Regions from separate parts of the Homo sapiens genome. Here region 1 is linked to region 2. Evidence: read pairs that join two places in POLR2A ChIA-PET (ENCODE). Cell type or tissue: B cell. All regions are shown on one strand. Each heading gives the region's core, and the rest is flanking DNA. Links, peaks and the distances in the headings are about the cores only. Region 1 overlaps SMG7 (SMG7 nonsense mediated mRNA decay factor). Region 2 overlaps NCF2 (neutrophil cytosolic factor 2).

Evidence for each region. Peaks named below come from ENCODE experiments on the same cell type or tissue, not always from the same donor. Only the 100,000 strongest peaks of a DNase experiment are listed, where the experiment ranks them.
Region 1: POLR2A ChIA-PET joins it to region 2 with 5 read pairs; 3 of 35 experiments call an interaction of 5 or more read pairs at or near these places.

The regions. Positions count from the first base shown.
Region 1 is chr1:183,521,948-183,527,327 of GRCh38, forward strand. It overlaps SMG7 (SMG7 nonsense mediated mRNA decay factor), which reads left to right. Exons shown (of 23, transcript NM_001375584.1): 5 at 4,649-4,820. Among named protein-coding and RNA genes, the nearest start is that of SMG7, 52 kb to the left of the region's middle. In B cell, for the core only: no CTCF peak of the experiment used is centred there; no DNase peak of the experiment used is centred there.
Region 2 is chr1:183,578,375-183,583,754 of GRCh38, forward strand. The region is part of intron 2 of NCF2 (neutrophil cytosolic factor 2); the gene reads right to left. Among named protein-coding and RNA genes, the nearest start is that of NCF2, 9.4 kb to the right of the region's middle. In B cell, for the core only: no CTCF peak of the experiment used is centred there; a DNase peak (open chromatin) is centred at 2,007; H3K4me3 peaks cover 427 bases; H3K27ac peaks cover 1,100 bases.

The DNA of each region.
Region 1 (5,380 bases), core at 104-5,103, 56 kb before region 2:
TAACCCTGGATAAAGGGATCAGCTATGGAAGCTAGCTATGGAAGTTAACTCTATTAATTCCTGTTGGCCATACTTGGATTAGATGGATTGGATTGAATTTCTGGAATCAGAGTAAAGGAGGAGTCAAAGCAAATACAATTATCAGTGTGAGCAGCTAGTCGAGTGGTTGTACCATTTACTGAGATGGGAAACACTAGGGGGAAAGTAGCTTTTTCCCTATTAAAGTAGATGCCTGTTTGACATCTAAGTAGAGATTTGAAATAAGCAATTGAATAAACAAGGTTGGAGCCCAGTGGAAACATCATAAAATCATAAAAATTTTATGATTATAGTAAAGAACCCTGACTTAGTCAGATGGTAACAGATTTAGCACAGGAGGAGCCACCATTGCAATCAAGAAAATGAGAGAGAGAAGGTGCCTTGGAAGCCAAGAGAAAAACATCTGAATAAGGAAGGGAGTCATCAGCCCTGTTGAGTGCTGCTGAGAATTAAAGTAAGATTTAAAGTGACCAATTAGGTTTGACAACATGAAAGTCATTGGTGAACTTAATGAATACCATATTTCTTCATTTCTGAAACTTTTTTTTTCATATTTTAACATATCTGAAATAGAGATAAGTTTATAACAGATGACAAGTGACCATATAACTTGTGGTTTTTTCTCAATATTATATAAGATGATGGTTCATCTTATAATTTATGGTGTCTTTGTATTGATGAAATGTAACTTCAGCAGTGTTGGGGATAGAAACCTGATTAGAGTGGATTGAGAAGAGACTAGTACTTGGTTATCCACAGTAACATTTTCTGTGAAGATAGTTTTTTAGTTTTTTGTTTTTTTTTTTTAAAGACAGGCGCTCACTCTATCATTTTGGCTGAGTACGGTGCTTAATCATAGCTCACTGAAGCCTCAGACTCCTTGGCTCAAGTGATCCTTCCCCACCTCAGCCTCCCAAATACCTAGGACTACAGGCTCATACCAGCTACCTTTTTTTATTTTTTGTAGAATGGAGTCTCACTATGTTACCCAGGCTGGTTTAGTTTTAACTTCTTAGCTACCATTTTGTTAACCAGTTAAAGCATGGGGCTTAAAGCAGAACCAAATTCCTGGTCAAAGTAAAGACATACCATTCTGCTGTAGGTTGTTTTTAAACATCAAAGAACAGAACGGTAGCCTTTATTCTAAGAAAATAGGAACCAAAAAGAAAGTATAATCACTGAGTTTCTGTATTAGTTTAAAAGGTAATATTCTATACCTTCATAATCAATCTTTCATTCTTGGCATGGAATAAAGAGCTGAGGAGACAAGAGATAGTGTAAAAATTGATAAATAGGAACCCAGAAACTGTTCTAGTACTGCTCTAGGGCTAATTGTGACTATTTGGACAAGTCACTACCTCTGTGGTGCTTAGCTTTCTGATTGTAAAAAAGAGAGTTGACAAATGCTTATAGGTTCATTTTCCAGTTTTATAGTTCCATGATTATAATTTGGGAAGAACTAGAGGCATTAATATTCAGCTACAGCCTTAGGAATATCTCCCAGTCAATACTTCTGTATAATGAAGTAACTAAGTTCTTATCAGACTGAGGAAACTACTACAAAGTAATGTACATCAGGGTCAACCTATATGAAGGTAGGACATTGTTTTGTTCAATTTATGAAACATCCTTTTCTCTTCTTTAGTTCCATCTTGTTACTGCCTCTAAACCAACTAGAGCTCTCTTTCTCAGAATCTTTGAGCCAGTAGGAGCTTTTCTGTCTGATATCACCACTTAAACTCTTGGGCTCAGGCAGAAATTTTATTACAAGACATTCTACATGATGTTCCAACCATAATTTTATTTATTTTTTGTGATCTTTCTTTTTTGTTTTTGCTAGATGTGCAGCCTTGCCTAGTTTTCCAGTCTGTTTTTTCATTACCTATTGAAGTCAGTTCTTTAACCCTCTCATGTTTCTTAGTTATCCACTTTTGTTTTTTGTTTTTTTCATAATATATATGTAGGTATATATATATTTACATATATATATTTTTTTTGTTCCTGCCCTGTGCCTTGTGCTTTTTCTATTTCTTAACCCATCCCGTTCAGGACATTAACTTATTTACCCTGTTTTTTTATGTATTCATTTTATTTTATTTTATTTATTCATTTTTTAAGACGGGGTCTCTCTCTGTCACCCAGGCTGGAGTGCAGTGTATATCATAGCTCACTGCGGCCTGGAACTCTGGGGCTTAAGTGAGCCTCCCGCCTCACCCTTCCAAAGTACGGGGACTATAGCACTGCATGCCACCACACGTGGCTAATTTTTTGTTTCACTTTATTTTCATTTTTATATTCATTCATTTGTTTATTTTGTAGAGACAGATTCTTGCTTTGCTGTCCAGGCTGGTCTTGAACTCCTGACCTCAAGTGATCCTTCCGCCTTGACCTCCCAAAGTGTTGGGATTACAGGCATGAGCTACCATGCCTGGCCTTGTTTACCCAATTTTATGTTAGTGAATTTCTTGCCCATTACAAATGTACAAGTAAAGATGGAGTAAATAATTTCCATGCCCAGTGAGAAAGGGTGCGCAGAATTTATATTTAGTTATGGAGGTGATTTTTATCTTAGGAAAAAGGTGGCATGATTCAGATCCTTCTGAGTTGAGCCCTTAGGGTGTCTTATTTTGTATTTTGAATTCTGTACATGCTAGAAAGAGTGGTGATAGAATCAAAATATTTCTAATTCTATAACCTTAGTCCAGTCGCTTGATTATTTCTGCCTTCACATCCTCATCTGAAAAAAATTGAGCTTTATATCTATGTATACTGTGTTGCTACTAGTTTATCACAAGGATAAAGTGAGACAAATTTATCAGATAACCTAGGGAAATAAGTTACGTTATAAATGTAGAATATTCTGTTGGTTATATTGTGTGTCATGTTGTCTGTCCTTCTCTCCTTTCCCTTTTCCCTCTCCCTCCCTCTCTCCCCTCTACTTCTCTTTTTGTACCTGACTTGCCCATTTAGCTACAAGCTCATGAAGGAAACATATTTTCTTACTTGTCTTTGTATCTTTCTTGTTTACTGGGTGTCTGATATACTAGCACATACTTGGATGAATATAATAATATTTGAATGACGATATTTGTAAGTAAATATTTGAATAACTGTGAAGTAAATATTCTTCACAGTGTGAAGAACTGTGTGCGGGGCAAGAAATAAGCCCTTGGCAAGCAAAGTGAGAGGAGAAAAGCCTTTCTATGAAGGAGACTGAAAAGGAGTGATTGGAGAGATGACAGAGAACTAGAACAGCTCAGTAATCAACCATAAGATCAGATGTTTTAAGTGCAGCAAAGAGGTCCAATAAGATGATGTCTGAAAAATATCCGTTGTATTTGGCTATTAGGTAACCAATTGTCTGATAGTAGTTTCAGTAGAGTGGTAATGGATGGTTGGGTGAGAGGAGGGAGAGGGGTTGTGTGGAAGCCAGATGATAATGGATTAAGGAGTAAATAGAAATTGAGAAAGCAGATATGAAAAGTGTGGACTCCTTTGAAGGCATTTGGTTGAGAAGAAGGAGAGACATTAAAAGGTTGCTATAAAGTCAAGAGGAGAGTGTTTTAGCTCTGTTTTGTTTTTTGTTCTTGTTTTTTTCTGTGGGAGACGTGGTGTGTAGGCCATAGGAAAGAAGCATGAAAAGTTGACAGTAGATGAAAGAATGGAGAGGTGGGAGACAGACAGGAACCAGAAAAGAATGTAGCAATAGGCACACATAGGCAGAAGAGTTAGCTCTGACTAGGAAGAAGAGCCCCTCATACTTTAAGAACAGAGAAGAGAGGAGGTAGGAATGGGTGATACAGTAAAGGTGTACACTACGGTGAGATTCGTTGTATATGCAAAGACATGTGAATTGGCATACAGCTTAAGAAAATAAATTGCAAGAAATACCTAAAGTCTGACAAATACCTTGGCTTACATTTAAGTCAAATTTGTAACCAATATTTAATAATTTTTGGGTTTCTGAGAGTAGTAGCTTTCTTTGCTTGCTTAATGTGTCTGAAAATCGTGTCTGAAAATCCTATCCAGTTAAATAATCTTTTTTTAAAATGCTGCTGTATGCACATCCTAGATTGCTGTAATACTTGAGAATTCAAAAGGTATGATTTATAATGAATGATACTAGTTATCCTGTGAAAGATTAACGTATAATATATATATATATATATATTTTTTTTTTTGGAGACAGTCTTGCTCTCTCACCCAGGCTGGAGTGCAGTGGCGTGATCTCGGCTCACTGCAACCTCCGCCTCCTGGGTTCAAGCGATTCTTGTGCCTCAGCCTCCCTTGTAGCTGAGACTACAGGTGCTCACCACCACTCCCGGCTGATTTTTTTTTTGTATTTTTAGTAGAGACGGGGTTTCATCATGTTGGCCAGGCTGGTCTCAAACTCCTGAGCTCAAGTGATCCGCCCGCCTTGGCCTCCTAAAGTGCTGGGATTATAGGCGTGAGCCCCTGTGCCAGGCCCGAAAGATTACCATATAATTTTCATGCAGTTTTTGTTCAGATTTCAGCAGTATGTGGTACTAGGTACACATCTTACAGTTTATAAACTTTACTTTTAGAGCACTTGTGACTTACTACTAAATTTTGTTTGTTTTTCTTTTAGTTATTACAAGAACTGTGTACAGTATTTAATGTAGATTTACCATGCCGTGTGAAGTCTTCCCAATTGGGAATTATCAGCAATAAACAGACGCATACCAGCGCCATAGTGAAGCCACAGTCTAGCTCCTGTTCCTATATCTGCCAGCACTGCCTCGTCCACCTTGGAGACATTGGTGAGCCTTTGCTGTGAAGGAATTGATAATATGTTCCTCCTTTTCTTTGGAATAGTCATAGAAAGAAACTGTTTTCCTTTAAGCGGAGCATACACACACAATTTAGATTGTCATAAGAAGAAACTATAAAATGTATTCTAAGGAACTTAAAATTTCTCAATATTTTTGGGATTGGCAGAGCATCGTGAAGAAAGTAACTTTCATATTAAGATTTAAATTTTATTCCAACTTTATGTAATTTATATAGGCAAATAATAAACAGCAAAAACATAATCAAAGCTTAATTTTTCAAAGTGGTGCCATAATTTCTAAATTAAATGTACTCTTCTGGAATAAATGAGGTTTATAAATTACTCCTGAAGCGAAATTGCCTTCTTTCTTTCTTACCAATGGACTAAAAGTTGATTTTTAATTTTGCTTCCTTTTTAAAGTTTAATTTGTATTTCTATTATTTGCATTTTATCTGGGAATATTATATAACTTATTTATTCTTGTTCATTCCTTTAAGGTGACCTAGAAAGGTTGTAAAACAAATTAACTATAGGATTATGTTTTGCTTG
Region 2 (5,380 bases), core at 59-5,058:
TGAGACAGGGTCTCACTGTATTGCCCAGGCTGGAGTGCAGTGGTGGGATTTCAGCTCGCTGCAAGCTCCACCTCCCAGGTTCAAGTGATTCTCCTGCCTCAGCCACCTGAGTGGGACTGAGCTGGGACTACGGGCGAGCGCCACCACGCCCGGCTAATTTTTTATATTTTAAGTAGAGACCAGGTTTCACCATGTTGGCCAGGCTGGTCTCAAACTCCTGACCTCGACTGATCTGCCCGCCTTGGCCTCCCAAAAGTTCTGGAATTACAGGCATGAGCCACCATGCCCAGCCCCAGATAGTTTTTCTAATGCTGCTCCCACTGCCTTGTGCTGCTGGATTGGCGTGGAGCTGACTGGCTCGATGTATACCAGGGCTGCTGTCCTGGGACTTGTAGCAGAGAATGGGAGCTGACCACATCAATAGGGCCCACAGGCATGTAGGTGGGACCTGGACACACACTTCTGAGGATGCTGGCCCAGGCCTTGACCATGGGCTCCACAGAGGCCCTGGTGGGAGGGAGCCATTGCTGGGCTATAGGGGGTGGGAGCAGCAGGCATAAGCTACGCCAGCCTCACTCCACTCAGTCCCCTGACCTGGCAGGAACAAATTTGGCTGCCTGGTTGTGGCTCACACCTGGGCAACTGGACTGTAAGTCTGTAAGTCCCTAGGCCACCATCTGACCCAGAGCTACCAACCCGGCTTCTCTTGGAGATAAGCCTGGAATGTGGACACAGGCTGGCAGGAATCCTCAAGAGGCAGTGTGATGTAGTAAAGGGGCCAGGAGCCAGAGTCCAGATCCAACAGCTCTGCCACTAACTGGGGGACCCTAGCAAGTCACTTTCCTGGCCTGAAGTTCCACACCAATATTATGGCAGCATATTGTATACAGGGACATATTATATGCAAAGAATGTATCATATAGGGAGCTTGCCAGCATATGGATCCCACTTCTGGAGTCAAAACCACCTGGTTTGAGTCTTGGCTCCGTCACTTACTATCTGGTGAGAAACGGCAAGTTACCTAGCTTCCCTAAGTCTGTTTCCCCATCTTTAGAATAAGAGAATAATAAGGCCGGGCGCAGTGGCTCACGCCTGAAATCCCAGCACTTTGGGAGACCGAGGCGGGTGGATCACGAGGTCAGGAGATCGAGACCATCCTGGCTAAAATGGTGAAACCCCATCTCTACTAAAAATAAAAAAATAAAAAAATAAAAATTAGCTGGGCATGGTGGTGGGCGCCTGTAGTCCCAGCTACTCAGGAGGCTGAGGCAGGAGAATGGCATGAACCCAGGAGGCAGAGCTTGCAGTGAGCAGAGATCACACCACTGCACTCCAGCCTGGGTGACAGAGTGAGACTCTGTCTCAAAAAAAAAAAAAAAAAAAAAAAAAAGAGAATAATAACAGCATATACCTCACAGGTTCATTGTGAGAACTAAAGGAGATGAAGCATTTGGGTACTTCAGACAGTGCCTGGCACACACCATAATTTTTTTACTATTGTTTTTGTTGTTTTATTTTCTTTAGCTCTAACACTCTACCAATTAATCCATACATCAGCCACTTATTACGTGTTTACTTAAAGCTCCGTGCCATATAAGCTATTATCAGGATATTTTAAAAATACATGGCATAGAAGCTGGAACTCTGATCTCATGGAAGTTTAGAGCTGAGCACAAGGGCTGGTTGGCCAAGAGAGTCATAAGGAACGGGTGCCAGTGTGGCTGGGGGAGAAGCCATCACCATTAGGGTTGAGGTAAGTCACACATGGTAGCAGTGGCTATGCGGGAAATAAAAGAAGAGAGCTTGGGTTTGAAATAGGAGGATGGCTTTCTCTAGTATCCCTGTTAATAAAGATGGTTGTAAAACCTACTAAATGCATGCAGGCCATTCTTTAAGTAGCAATGGGGCCTTTCATGTCTTTTCCACGCATCTTTCTGGGTTCCTGGAAAGAGGAAGAAGGTACCCAGAAGTACGCCAGAAATCAGGTTCCGCTTTCTAAGCCAGAAGGTGGGGTAACTAGCTTCAATTCACTGAGCCTCTTCCATCGCGAAGAGGACAGGCAGAAGCAGAGGTTTCCTGTTTCCTGGCAGCTGCAATTTCCACTGTGTTCTATTGCCTGTTTGGGAGCTCGCTGAAGGTCTCAGAGGGCACACACTTTAACTGCCGTCAGCATCAACCTACCAACGTGCCTTCCTCCCTGCTGAGTTGGCTAAGCAGATGGATTTCAGCTGGGAAGTGACACCACCTGGGTCTATCTGGCATTGCATGAGCCCAGCAAAATCCTCCTAATAATTCCCTAGCCCATCAAGATGTCTACAGAGGCCCGGTGCAGTGGCTCGTGCCGGTAATCCCAGCATTTTGGGAGGCCAAGGCAGGCGGATCACTTGAGGTCAGGGGTTCGAGACCAGCCTGGCCAACATGGTGAAACCCCGTCTCTACTAAAAATATTTAAAAATTAGCCGGGCGTGGTGGTGCGTGCCTATAGTTCCAGCTACTCAGGAGGGTGAGGCAGGAGAATCACTTGAACCCAGGAGGTGGAGGTTGAAATGAGCCAAAACCATGCCACTGCACTCCAGCCTGGTTGACAGAGCGAGACTCCAACTCAAAAAAAAAAAAAAGGTGTCTACAGATTTGGGCCTGGTAGGAGAGAGAGAGAAAGAACTGACAAATTATTCAGAGGGTTTGCTTTGTTTTAAAGACAGGGTGGACCCGCCTAGGCAATATGGAGAAACCCCACCTCTACTAAAAGTACAAAAAATTAGCCAGGCATAGTGGTACGTGCCTGTAGTCCCAGCTACCCGGGAAGCTGAGGTTGGAGAATCACCTGAGCCCAGGAAGTCAAGACTGCAGTGAGACATGATTGCACCACTCCACTCCAGCCTGGACGACAGAATGAAATCCTGACTCAAAAAAAAAAAAAAAAGAAAGAAAGAAAGAAAGAAAAGAAAGTCCAACAACCAAAAAAACAGGGTGGGGCCAGGGGCTGAGGTTTGAGCCTGCAGTTCCAGCTACTCCGCCAGAGGCTGGGGCAGGAGGATCACTTGAGCCCAGGAGTTTGAGGCCAGCCTGGACAATATAGTGAGACCCCTTCTCTAAAAAAAAAAAGATTACTTATTTTATTTATTAATTTTGTTATAGAGACGGGGGTCTCACTATGTTGCTCAGGCTGGTCTCGAACTCCTGGGTTCAAGCAATCCTCCCACCTCAGCCTCCCAAAGTACAAAGACTGCAACTGTGAGCCACTGCACAGGGCCTAATTAATTAATTTTTAAAACGGGGAAGGGGCATCCTTGCTAAGTGTTTTTTTTTTTTGAGACAGAGTCTCGCTCTGTTGCCCTGGCTGGAGTGCAGTGGCGCGATCTCGGCTCACTGGAAGCTCCGCCTCCCGGTTCACGCCATTCTCCTGCCTCAGCCTCCCGAGTAGCTGGGACTACAGGCGTCCGCCACCGCGCCCGGCTAATTTTTTGTGTTTTTAGTAGAGCCAGGGTTTCACCGTGTTAGCCAGGATGGTCTCGATCTCCTTACCTCGTGATCCGCCCGCCTCGGCCTCCCAAAGTGCTGGGATTACAGGCGTGAGCCACCTCGCCTCGCCAACTAAGTGTCGTTTTTAAACATGTCTCTGAAAGCACCGGCCTGCTTCCCAGCCCCCTCGTTCCCTGCTGCAGGCCTCTTTTCGGCCTCTCCACTTGTTTACCCAGAGCTGCAGCCCTGAAGGGGGTTCCGCTTTGACACACAGCTCTTTTCCCATTACACAGGTTCGCAATAATCTCAGTATGAGAATCCCAAAATAGCATTCAGCGCTGTGTGCCAGTGGGCCGTGCTGCGGCAGCCCCCGCCTCCCTCTAGCCCTTCTTCAGCGGTTCTCTTCGTGGCCATTTGGAAGCATCCCCCAGGAGGCAGCCAAGGTGCTGGCAGCTTCCTGCAGGGCTCTGCTGGGCTGGGCATGGGTGCTTTCTTCACACCCACACTTCAGTGACACCCCTTGGGGCGCCTTGGCTGCACTGGACCCAAAGCCCCTCCCCTCCCAGGCAGGGGATCCACCAGCTGAAGCAGCAACCTTGCCATAGCTTTTCACAAGCTCCAGGCTTGAGAGAGTTTATAATCCCCATTTCTGTAATACTCCTGGGAGGTTTCTTAGTAACCTGCTTGTTCCCATGCTGCCAGTGCCCCATGCGTCCAGAGTCCACAGCTCATACACCTGCACCCAGGACAATGGAATCTCAGCAAGCTGAAAGAAGTCAAAACTTCAGGCATCTTTGGGATGCTGCAGTGGCTGCTGTGACAGAGGTTTGGGCCCACTCCCTTTCCTGTTTCCAAGTCAGCAGGAAGAAGGCTTTGCTATGGAGCCTCTTTAAGCCAGCTCCATGGAATGGGTCTCACCCTTATTGTCATGCCCTAAGATTCATAAGGCACAGGATCTGAAAGACAGCTTCGAGCCCCTGTGCCTTTCAGATGACAACGCTGGGGCTAGAGAGGCGAGACAGCTTGGCTGTTATCCCTGAGACTCTGCTTGCCTTTTCAGAAATGTGCTCTAACTTTGTTCTGTTGGAACTTTATAATGACGGAAGAGCAACACAAAAACATACGAAAGTGGGGAAAATAGAGGGAAATAGAGGGGGAAAAACCTCCATCCATAACATTATCAGCCTTAAACAATTCCCTTTTGTAATCTGAGGGAATTCCTTTTTTTTTTATTCAGACAGAATCTTGCTCTGTTGCCCAGGTTGGAGTGCAGTGGTGTTATCTCGGTTCACTGCAACATCTGCCTCCCAGGTCCAAGCTATTCTCCTGCCTCAGCGTCCCAAGTAGCTGGGATTACAGGCACCCACCACCATGTGCTGCTAATTTTTTGTATTTTTAGTAGAGACAAGGTTTCGCCATGTTGGCCAGGCTGGTTTCAAACTCTTGACCTCAGGTGATCCGCCTACCTTGGCCTCCTAAAGTGCTGGGATTACAGGTGTGAGCCACTGTGCCCAGCCAATCTGAGGGAATTTCTGTCCCACACATTAAGAAGTAATTTCTCTAGCCCCCATCCCGCTTACTTAAAACTACCTCTTACAGCAGTTACCCACTTCTGCCTTGCATTACAGTTACTGGTGTTCTTGACTTGTTTCCCCTTTTTAATTTATAAGTTCCTTGAAACGGAGACTATATTTTGCTCACTTTTATTTAATCCAACACTCATTTATTGAGTAACTACTATGCTAGATACTGAAATACAAGCATGAGTAAGTAAAGATTTCTTACGAAATTCGTAGAGTAGTGGAGAAGACAAATATATACAGGAAGCAAATATCTGTCACGGGCCAGACATATTACAAAAGGAGGCTCAAAAGAGGGAGCAGACGCTGCCTTAGTGGTTGGGCATGGCTGGGGCAAA